Linked DNA regions of Homo sapiens: region 2 is linked to region 1. Evidence: read pairs that join two places in POLR2A ChIA-PET (ENCODE). Cell type or tissue: GM12878. All regions are shown on one strand.

What was found. Peaks named below come from ENCODE experiments on the same cell type or tissue, not always from the same donor. Only the 100,000 strongest peaks of a DNase experiment are listed, where the experiment ranks them.
Region 2: POLR2A ChIA-PET joins it to region 1 with 5 read pairs; 1 of 35 experiments calls an interaction of 5 or more read pairs at or near these places.

Annotation. Positions count from the first base shown.
Region 1 is chr12:48,998,497-49,003,496 of GRCh38, reverse strand. It overlaps DDN (dendrin), which reads left to right and starts at 4,122. Exons shown (of 2, transcript NM_015086.2): 1 at 4,122-4,418; 2 at 4,831-5,000. The coding sequence starts at 4,210. PRKAG1 (protein kinase AMP-activated non-catalytic subunit gamma 1) reads left to right here. Exons shown (of 12, transcript NM_002733.5): 11 at 207-353; 12 at 491-1,223. The coding sequence ends at 598. It overlaps DDN-AS1 (DDN and PRKAG1 antisense RNA 1), which reads right to left. Exons shown (of 2, transcript NR_147179.1): 1 at 4,807-5,000. RefSeq lists an enhancer at 3,457-3,751 and silencers at 3,897-4,191, 4,841-5,000. In GM12878, no CTCF peak of the experiment used is centred here; no DNase peak of the experiment used is centred here; H3K4me3 peaks cover 2,027 bases; H3K27ac peaks cover 938 bases.
Region 2 is chr12:49,688,331-49,693,330 of GRCh38, reverse strand. All of the region lies in intron 1 of FMNL3 (formin like 3), which reads left to right. Among named protein-coding and RNA genes, the nearest start is that of FMNL3, 17 kb to the left of the region's middle. In GM12878, no CTCF peak of the experiment used is centred here; no DNase peak of the experiment used is centred here; H3K4me3 peaks cover 954 bases; H3K27ac peaks cover 2,528 bases.

The sequences.
Region 1 (5,000 bases):
TGGAGAGGGAGAAGGGAGTCTCTTCTGTGATCTAAGGGTCTTAGAAGCTTCCAGGCTTTCAAATCCTATTTGAAAAGGAATTGAATGAGTTGGGTGTGGCTTGTGGCTGACAATTGCCCTGAATCCCTCTGTTGAGGTTGGATGGGTTCAGGGTTTGGAGGCTGGCTCTCTTGCTTCCCTGCAAGCTCCTTCCTCTGTCTCCCCAGAATCTGGCAGCAGAAAAGACCTACAACAACCTAGATGTATCTGTGACTAAAGCCTTGCAACATCGATCACATTACTTTGAGGGTGTTCTCAAGTGCTACCTGCATGAGACTCTGGAGACCATCATCAACAGGCTAGTGGAAGCAGAGGTAGGGAGGCCAGCAACCCTAAAGGAGCTGAGGGGAGCAGCCTTGAGAGTGGGGTTTGGCAAGGAGAGTAGGGGCAGAGGGGCTTCCCCTGAGGCCAGCACTAAACATTCCCTTTCTCCCTTGTTGCTCTGTGCCAGGTTCACCGACTTGTAGTGGTGGATGAAAATGATGTGGTCAAGGGAATTGTATCACTGTCTGACATCCTGCAGGCCCTGGTGCTCACAGGTGGAGAGAAGAAGCCCTGAGCTGGGGGAAGGGGTCATGCAGCACCAGGGGATATGCCCAACTCACTGCCTGCTGGAAGCTCTGTGGGAATCAGATGAAACTTGAGGGAATTGTGACTCTGTTCCCTGTTCAGGGTCCCCTGCCCTTCTATCTGGGAGCTAGGGAAGGTATGGGGGAGGAAAGAGAATGGATTTATAGCTACCCTTACCCTCACACATACACTTGAAAAAACTTTCAGCCTAGCCAGTTCTAGCCCCTGTCCTCTTAGATATATCCCCCTTTCTGGGTGAACTATAGGCTCTGTGCCTCTCAGACAAATTCTGATCTCTAAGAGATCCCCAGACCTCACTTGCCTCTGCCTCCATCTTGGCCCTGATTCAACCCTAAGATAATAGCACAACAAAATTCTTCATAAAGATATTTTTATTCACCTGTTCCGTGCTATATGGAGGAGGCCAAGTCCATTTAGTGACATTTCTTCCCATAATGTGAGTGGGGAGGATTGTGGGGAGGAGGGGCTTTGGGTTCCTGTGTTTGTGCATATGAAGGGAGATGGGGGTTAGGTGGAGGAGGAGAGCAGCGTGGTTAGCTAAGGTTATTGCTTTTTGTGGCAAATCTAATTAAATGACAGGAATCTCTTCACGATATTGCAGTGTTTGATTTTTACAGTTGATGGGTACTACCTTCCTACTTTATATGGCTTCTTCAACTGGTCATTAACAATAATAATAACGTGTGTACGCACACACACACGTACACACACACGAGTAGACAGACTTGAGGGTCTCCTTTGGGCAGAGAATCCTGCCACCATTATCAGCTTTTCTTAGTTGGGGAAGGTTGGACTGTTTGGCTTTTGCTGAGTTGGCACTATCTTTTTTTTTTTTTTTTTTTTTTTTTTTGAGATGGAATCTCACTCTGTTGCCCAGGTTGGAGTGCAATGGCGCAATCTCAGCTCACTGCAACCTCCGTCTCCCGGGTTCAAGTGATTCTCCTGCCTCAGCCTCCTGAGTAGCTGGGACTACAGGCGCGCGCCACCACGCCCAGCTAATTTTTGTATTTTTTAGTAAAGACGGAGTTTCACCCATATTGGCCAGGCTGGTCTCGAACTCCTGACCTTGTGATCTACCTGCCTCAGCCTCCCAAAGTGCTGGGATTACAGGCATGAGCCACCGCACCCGGCCAGCACTATCTTTAAACCTACAAATCCCTTGCCTCTTCCAAGGTGAGAATGAGCTGGATGGTGGGAGAACAGCAGGGCAGTGGTCACTCCATCAGATCCATTCCCTGTATTGAAAGCATGTAGACCCAAACAGCAGTCAGCACCCAACATCAGAAGAACTGCTAGACTGGAGTATGAGCTAAATTTGGGTGCCAGCTCACCCCAGCCTTGCAGGTATGATACAGTTTCCCATCCAAGCCAGGAGCAATTTCGGAGTCATTCCTTGCCCCTGCCCCACAGTGCCTAACCCCTCTGATAACCCTCCAGCCAGGGCATACTGGGTTCTCCTGATGGAACACAGGGAAAAGCATCAAGGCCCTCATCAGATTCGACCTGAGGAAGCTTATTTTAAAAAAAGAAGGTGGCCCTCATCAGAGCTCAGCTTTCAGTGTTGCATCATGGCTGTGGAGGAGCCCCTGCTTCTGCCTTCACCCCTTTACAGCTCTCACAGCACATTCTCAACCTTGGGGGAGGAAGGCTTCCAAGTTATTAGAATTAGAGTATGTTTATGTGTCAGGAGGGTAAGCACATGGTGGAAAGGACAGATGGCCCCTTATGTCACATTCCCTCATTAAGGAAGATTTGCCTAGGGAGGAGGCAAGGGCTTTAAAAAGCCTCAGGACTCTAGTGGGACCTAGGGTGGAAGGAAGCATCTTCGAGTCAAGTCATCAGTGCAGCTGGCAGGTGTGTGGAATCAAGGGGGGTAGGGTGGATGGGACGGGATGTTTGCGTTCTCTCTAAAGGTTTGTGTTAGGGAGCAGAGACCTGGTTTTGTTGAGTTGTTTCTCAGTCTGTCAGTCTCTGCCCCACAACCTTTCTGGTTGTTCCCCATCCCCTTAAAAGGAAGGGTCTGGACCCAAAGGGCTCCATGTACATTAGTGGAAAACTAATTGGGAACTCTTGCTTCTCCCATTTCCCTCTAAAACCCAACCTATCCGTCTCAGTGTGAGGATGAAGCTGAGGGAGAGACAAGGGATGAAATTTGGGAGACTCACAAGCTTCTATTCTTACCTATTCCTCTCCAGAGAGGCAAATTATCCCTTCTTCCCGAGGAACCATGCCCCACACACTCTCCCCTCTCTCTGCACTGCTCCCCTCCACTGAAGCTGCTGCCATGGTTGCCAGGCATGGTTGCTAAGTCTCTGCATGGAAGGGTTGGCGTGGGCTGTGCTGCCACTAACATTACCATGGTGAATCAGGGGACACCTGGTATAAGCTTAGGAGGAGGGATCATGTGGATATAAGCAACAGCCCCCCAGGACAGAGGCAGCCCAAAAGGTGAGCATCTGGAGCACCACTTAAGGTGGGGACTGAGTGAACTAGGCATTGTGGTGGTGGTGAGGGGGAGTTCTACATTGAAAAAAATAAAGGCCACTTTTATCATTTCAGTTGCTAGGGGATTAGTTTTGCCAAGCAAACACATCATTTCTCCTCCATCCCCCTCTGGAAGGGTGAGAGTGCATAAGCACTTACTCTGTCCTCCATAAAGCTGGGCAGGCTGTGTGGGCACAGAACAATATAACCCCCAAATCCTGGCTTCTGGATTGGAGGTGAAAGCCTGCTGCTGTGGGAGGGCTCCCTGGCTGCCCAAGGACAAACATGTAGAATGGAACTGGTAGGGCAGCTTGGGTGGCCAAGGCAGACGCCTGTGTCCTGCTGTACCAGCAGTCCTAGGCTGCAGCACTGAGCTGACAAGGAGATACGGGTGTAGGGGTCACCCTTTTTGAGCTTAGGGAAGGCAGCTCTCCCTCAGAGTCGCACAAAAGCTTGGTAAAAGCCACCGCCTCCTCTCTCCACCGCATGGGAGCTGGTTACTCATCTCATCTCTGCACCCGAACAGCCACTGCCGCTAAAAATAGCCCCCCAGCCGTGGGCCAGCCCCTCCTGCACCCCAGCCCCATGGAAACCAGCAGAGTGGCAGGCAGAGACCTTGAGTTCCAATCTCATCACTCTATGTTGGGGAAACTGAAATCTGAGGCAGGAAGCCAGGGGCAGAACCCTGGTGGTCAGGCAACCTGACAAGCAGGAGAGTAAAGGGTTAAAACGGCAGGAAGGTTGAAGAAATAGGGGCGGGGGAGGGGGCACTGTCAGCTTGGCAAGAATCATAAGTCCCTCCCCCGCCCACTCGTGCGATCCCATCAGGCTTGGGGGACAACAGCAGTGGGAAGGGGCGTCCAATCCCGGGCCCCAGGGGGCGGCCGTGCACATGGGGGAGGTAGCAGCGCGGAGCAGTCCGCGCGGTGTCACATGCGCGCGCACACACAGAGACAGGCACACACACGTGTGCCCGGGTATATATAGTTCCCAGTCCCCGGGCCCGCGGCTCTGCAGTGGGCGCCGGCTCCCTGGGCTGGGAGGGGGCTCCTGGGGCGGGTGGGAGGGTGGGGGGCCGGGGTGGGGTGGGGCAGGATGCTGGATGGCCCACTGTTCTCCGAGGGGCCTGACAGCCCCCGGGAGCTCCAGGATGAGGAGTCTGGCAGCTGCCTCTGGGTGCAGAAGTCCAAGCTATTGGTGATAGAAGTGAAGACTATTTCCTGTCATTATAGTCGCCGCGCCCCTTCTCGACAGCCCATGGACTTCCAGGCCAGCCACTGGGCTCGCGGGTTCCAGAACCGCACGTGAGTGAAGCAGGGGTGAGGGGAAGAGAGTGGTGGGGCGGGGAGTGGGGTCCGGACCTCCCCGCAGGCACCAGCGAGCACTGCTGGTCCCCCTTCTCTTTCCCACGCCTTCCACCTCTGCCCGCTCCCGAGGGCTGGGGCCTGACTCATCCCGTTGTTTGGGGGAACAGAAGTGGGTGTGAGAAAGGGCAGGAGGTGAGATGGGGCAGACGCTGTTAAAGTGTGCATGGAGAGATGGCGAGGAGTCCCGCTTCGACTTCAGTCCTAACATATACGCACGTGCACACGCGCACACACTCACACACACCCCTTCACATGGCTGCCCCAAGTGGTCTCCAGTGCTCCCAGCTCCCCGGACCTCGGCTCCCTTCCCCCACAAACTGCTCACCTGGGTTCCTGCTCATTGTCCCAGGTGTGGGCCGCGCCCGGGATCCCCACAGCCGCCGCCCCGCCGGCCCTGGGCCTCCAGGGTGCTGCAGGAGGCGACCAACTGGCGGGCGGGGCCCCTGGCCGAGGTCCGAGCTCGGGAGCAAGAGAAAAGGAAAGCGGCGTCGCAGGAGCGGGAGGCCAAGGAGACCGAGC
Region 2 (5,000 bases), 690 kb before region 1:
TAATCTGCCTGTCCCTTTTCTCTACTGCCACCGCCCTGGTCTAAGTCAAGATCAGCTCTTGCTTGTATTGCAGCCAACCATCTGGCTTTCCATTTTCCTCTCTTATCCCTATCTCCATCTTCCCACCCATTCTCCACAAAGCACCCAAATTTAAAATATAAATTAAATAGCATCATTCCCTGGCCTAAAAACCTTTAATGGCTTCCCTTTGTATTATACTAAAAGGAAAAATGCAAACTCCTGACAATGGACCCTTAAGATTGCATCATTTGACACCTGCTGACCTTTTTAACCTTATTGCCCTCCTGTTTACGAAGTTCCACATTAGCCCTCTTTCGTTCAGGACAAGCTCCTTTCTATCTCAGGATCTTTGCATAAGCTGTTTCCTCTCCTGGGATACCCTTTGCCTGGATGTTAAAACGACTCTTTCTAGTTTATACTTTAGGTCTCAATTTTTAAAAATGCCACCTCTCAGATCTTCCCCACTTACTATTCTTTTTCTTAGTTAGCATCCTATTCATTCTTTTTCCCTTGTACAATTATTTGATTACTTGTTTATTATGCATCTCCCAGATTGTTGATTCAGTGAGGGTGGGGACATTATGTTTGCTTATCACTGTACAGCCAAATACCTGGCACAGGGTAGGCACTCAATAAATGGCTGTGGCAAATGGGAATCTCCAAGATATATATGTACGTGTAAATATAATCTAAAAAGGCAATTAGAAGACTGTATATATAATGCTTTATAAAAACCATATATGGTTGTATATAAATACATAGAAAAAAGGCCTAGAAAAATAAACACCAACCTATTAACTGTGGTGAACTGTGGAGGGGATTGAGTGGGGTTGAGGGCTGAATAGTGACTGATTTTTTATTCTATAAGCTTTGAGTTGGTTGAATTTTTTTCTTTTACATTATCTACTTGTGTATTCCTCCTTTAAGAGAAAAGGAGGAATAAAAATTGGGTAGGGAGGGGGTAGACTGAAGTTTTTTTTTTTGGAGACAAGGTCTCTTTTGCCTAGCTCAGAGTGCAGTAGTGTGATCACAGTCTCAACTTCTCAGGCTCAATCAGTCCTCCCAAGTAGCTGGGACTACAGGCGTGCACCACCATGCCTGGCTAATTTTTGTATTTTTTGAATAGACAGGGTCTTGCTATGTTGCCCAGGCTGTTCTTGAACTCATGGGCTCAAGCAATCTGCCTGCCTTGGCCTCTGAAAGTGTTGAGATTACAGGCATGAACCACTGTGCCCAGCCAGACCCAACTTTTTTTTTTTTTTTTTTTTTTTTTTTGAGATGGAGTCTTGCTACGTCAGCCAGGCTGGAGTGCAGTGGCGTGATCTTGGTTCACTGCAACCTCCACCTCCCGGGTTCAAACAATTCTCCTGCCTCAGCCTTCCGAGTAGCTAGGACTACAGACGTGCAAGACCACGCCCAGCTAATTTTTGTATTTTTAGTAGAGATGGGGGTTTCACCATGTTGGCCAGGCTGGTCTCAAACTACTGACCTCAAATGATCCACCCGTCTTGGCCTACCAAAGTGCTGGGATTATAGGCGTGAGCCACCGCACCTGGCCAGACCCAACTTTTAATGGGGGGAAAAAAAAGGCTCCTCTCTTACTTTTCGCACTAAGCCAAAAGAAAAGTGCGAGAGAGAGAAAGGGCACCAGTGGGGTCAGCAACTGGCCACTGCCCTGTGCCCTGTGCTGAGCTTGGCACTGTTTCCACAGTAAAAAGAATCCTAAGAGATGCTCTTTTGCGCTGAAGCTGTATTTTAAATTATTTAATGTAGGCATGATCCTGGTCCCCCAGATACAGGCAGGCTATGTATTTTTAGTCTCTGTCATTTCCAGGCCAGTGAAAGCTGCATCTCCAGCCTTGGCACAGCCATAGCCCTAGAAGTCCACAAAGAGAATAAACCTGAGCTCTAGGCTGTGCTGCATCTCAGCTTCTCAAAGTCAAGTCGGTTCAGCAGCTGTGACCACCGTGACAATCATTTTCTCTAGGTTCTTGCCTTCTAGGAATAAGGATAGCTAATAATTTTAATAGCTAACATTTATTGTGTGATAATGGTATACCAGGCACCATGCAAAACACTTTACACACATTATCTCATTTAATCATCACAACTCTGTGAAGTACTTGTTATCTCCATTTTATAGAAGAGGAAACTGAGGTCCAGGTAGGTTAAATAGCTCACCTAGGATCACACACTAGTAGGTGGCAAAGTTGGGATTTGAGTCCAAGCAGCCTGATGCCAAAGCCCAGTTTTTTTTGTTGTTGCTTTTCAGACAGGGTCTTACTGTCACACAGGCTGGAGTGCAGTGGCGCAATCTTGGCTCACTGTAGCCTCAGCCTCCTGGGCTCAAGTGATCCTCCCACCTCACCCTCCCAGGTAGCTGGGACCACAGGTGCACCACCACGCCTGGCTAATTCTTGTATTTTTTGTAGAGACAAGGTTTCACCATGTTACCCAGGCTGGTCTCGCACTCCTGCCTTGGCCTCCCAAAGTGCTGGCACTGCGCCCAGCTCCACTTTCTTAACTATAGTTTCCTTTTTGCGGGGTTGACTCTCCTTTGCTCTTACTACTGCTTTGGAGTGGATTGAGTGGATTGTGGCAGAATATAGGGGAAAGTTTACCGAACAAGTTCTCCTTTGCTAAGAGGTGTGGTGGAAAGATTTGGGCTTTAGAGTCAGCCAGATTTGGGTTTGGATCTTAGCTATCCTACTAGGACATCTGCTATTCGAGAAGTTTTGTTTTCTTGTTTTTTGTTTTAAATTTACTACGTGCTCTTGATATCACTAGGTATATAGTGGTGAAAAATCTAAGAATTCCTTTGCCCTCATAGAGTTTAGAGGAAAATACAGATATTAAATAAATATTTAATTATGATATATTCTTGGAAGGCAAAGAACAGGTTGTTAAGAGAGAGTGTAACAAAGAAGGCTTTAGGTTGGGAAGTCTTGGGTCTATTCTAAATGTTCATTCCATTTTCTTTTCTTTCATGATTTATTAAGTTAATACGTCATAGGTGCCTGCTGTATACACAGCACTTTCCCTTGTACTTGGGGGTATACAAAATAAATAGAAGATAATGCTTGCTATCTGAGTTGGAGAGACAAAATGTGTATGTACTTAAAACTATATTTTGAACTAGAGAATTAAAGCAAGTGCATGTCCTCAGGTTGTCTGTGAGACTCTGTGCTGTATTTTATCTGTAATGTGGGAATACTGTTTGTCTTGCCCAATCACATGCTTTTGTGAAGACCAAGTGAGATCATGAGGTGATAGGGTGCCACACAGCTATAAACACAGAAAGATTGGAGAGCTAGGGGAGGATCAGTGTGGTATAGGAGTGCTAAATAGGCAGTGCTTTAAGGAGGACAGGGGATTTAGTCAGGTCTTTAATCAGCTGTAGATCAGGAGAGAGGAGATTGTTCCAGGCCAGAGCTGTATGGGAGGGAATTAAGGAGGAGGAATGAAGCAGCTATATGAGGGGCAGCCAGGAGCCCTGCTGCTGGAATAGAGGAGTTTAGTTATAGACAGATGTGAGCTTGGATCAGGACAGATGGCCAGTACACACTGAGTTTTGTCTGAACATTTCTTATTTTTTTGAAATGGGCTTGCTCTGTCACCCAGGTTGAAGTGCAATAGTGTGATCATGGCTTACTGTAGCCTCCAACTCCTAGGCTCAAGCCGTCCTCCATTTCAGCCTCCTTAGTAGCTGGGACTACAGTTGTGCTTCTTACTTTTTTGTAGAGATGGTATCTTGCTGTGTTGCCCAAGCTGGTCTTGAACTCCTGGGCTCAAGCCATATCTGCCCACCTCAGCTTCTCAAAGTGCTGGCATTGTAGACATGAGCCATCGTGCCTAGCCTGAACATTTCTTGATTGTTAGAAAAGGGACTTTCCTGCCCAGGGTTTCAACAGGGAATAGAGAATAGTTGGTAACTGGTCTCTGGCCATTCATGAGTTTTCTCATTTAAAGTTGAATGATTGATATATATGAGAGATAAATGCTCAATCCTCATAGGTTAGAGAATCAGAATAATTTGATTTAAGTGAAACTGGATAGAAAATGATCCCATGTGTTACCCTTGAACTGCAGAAGTCTTCAAATGTAGAAGCTTCCATTTCTAGTCAGCAAGTTTTGAACTAATTCTTTCCATTGCCAAATCTGTCTTGCTTTCCTTTAAAAAAAATTATTTTTTGAGTTAGGATCTTTCTTTCTTGCCCAGGCTGGAGTGCAGTAGTGTGATCATAGCTCACTGCAGCCTTGAATTCCTGGGCTCAAGTGATCCTTGCACCTTAGCCTCCCAAAGTGCTGAGATTACAGGCATGAGCCACCATGCCCAGCCCATTTTTGCCTTTCTTTAGGGTAAAATGTTGTCTTGTACTAAATAATTTTTATTATTAACAATGCCTTGTTCATAGTAGATGCTCAATAAATATATCTCATTTCATAGTAACAGTGTCCAATGTTTGTGAGCCACTTTATACCTGCTAGTGTTTTCTTATACATTGTATTTTGGGGGGAATGGCACTCTTCCAGCTAATTATCCAGGCCAAGCACTTGGAGTTAGTCTGGGCTGCTGTCCCTCTCACCTTTCTATCTGTACTACCACTACTGTAGTTGATCTTCAGCTCTTGCCTGGTCTGTTGTAATGGACTTCTTAGCAGTTTCTTTGGTTCATTCTTGCAGACCCACTTACCACAAGCCATCATCATAGCTATATATAAAGATCTGGGGGATGAGTTTTCTAGGAAGAGAACAACTTTTGCAAAGCCCTGGGGTGGAAAAGAACTTTGCACATTTGAGGAACTGCAAGAAGGCCAGACTGGTCTACAAGGATGCTGAGGAGAGTCCGAGAAGGTATAGGAAAGGTGAGCAGGGCCCAGATTATGTGGGACCTTGTTGGCCTTGGTAAGGAGTTTGGAAATTAATTGTAGGGAAACTTCTAGGTATGCTTTATAAGGTTAAGAGTTCTCTTGTCTGCT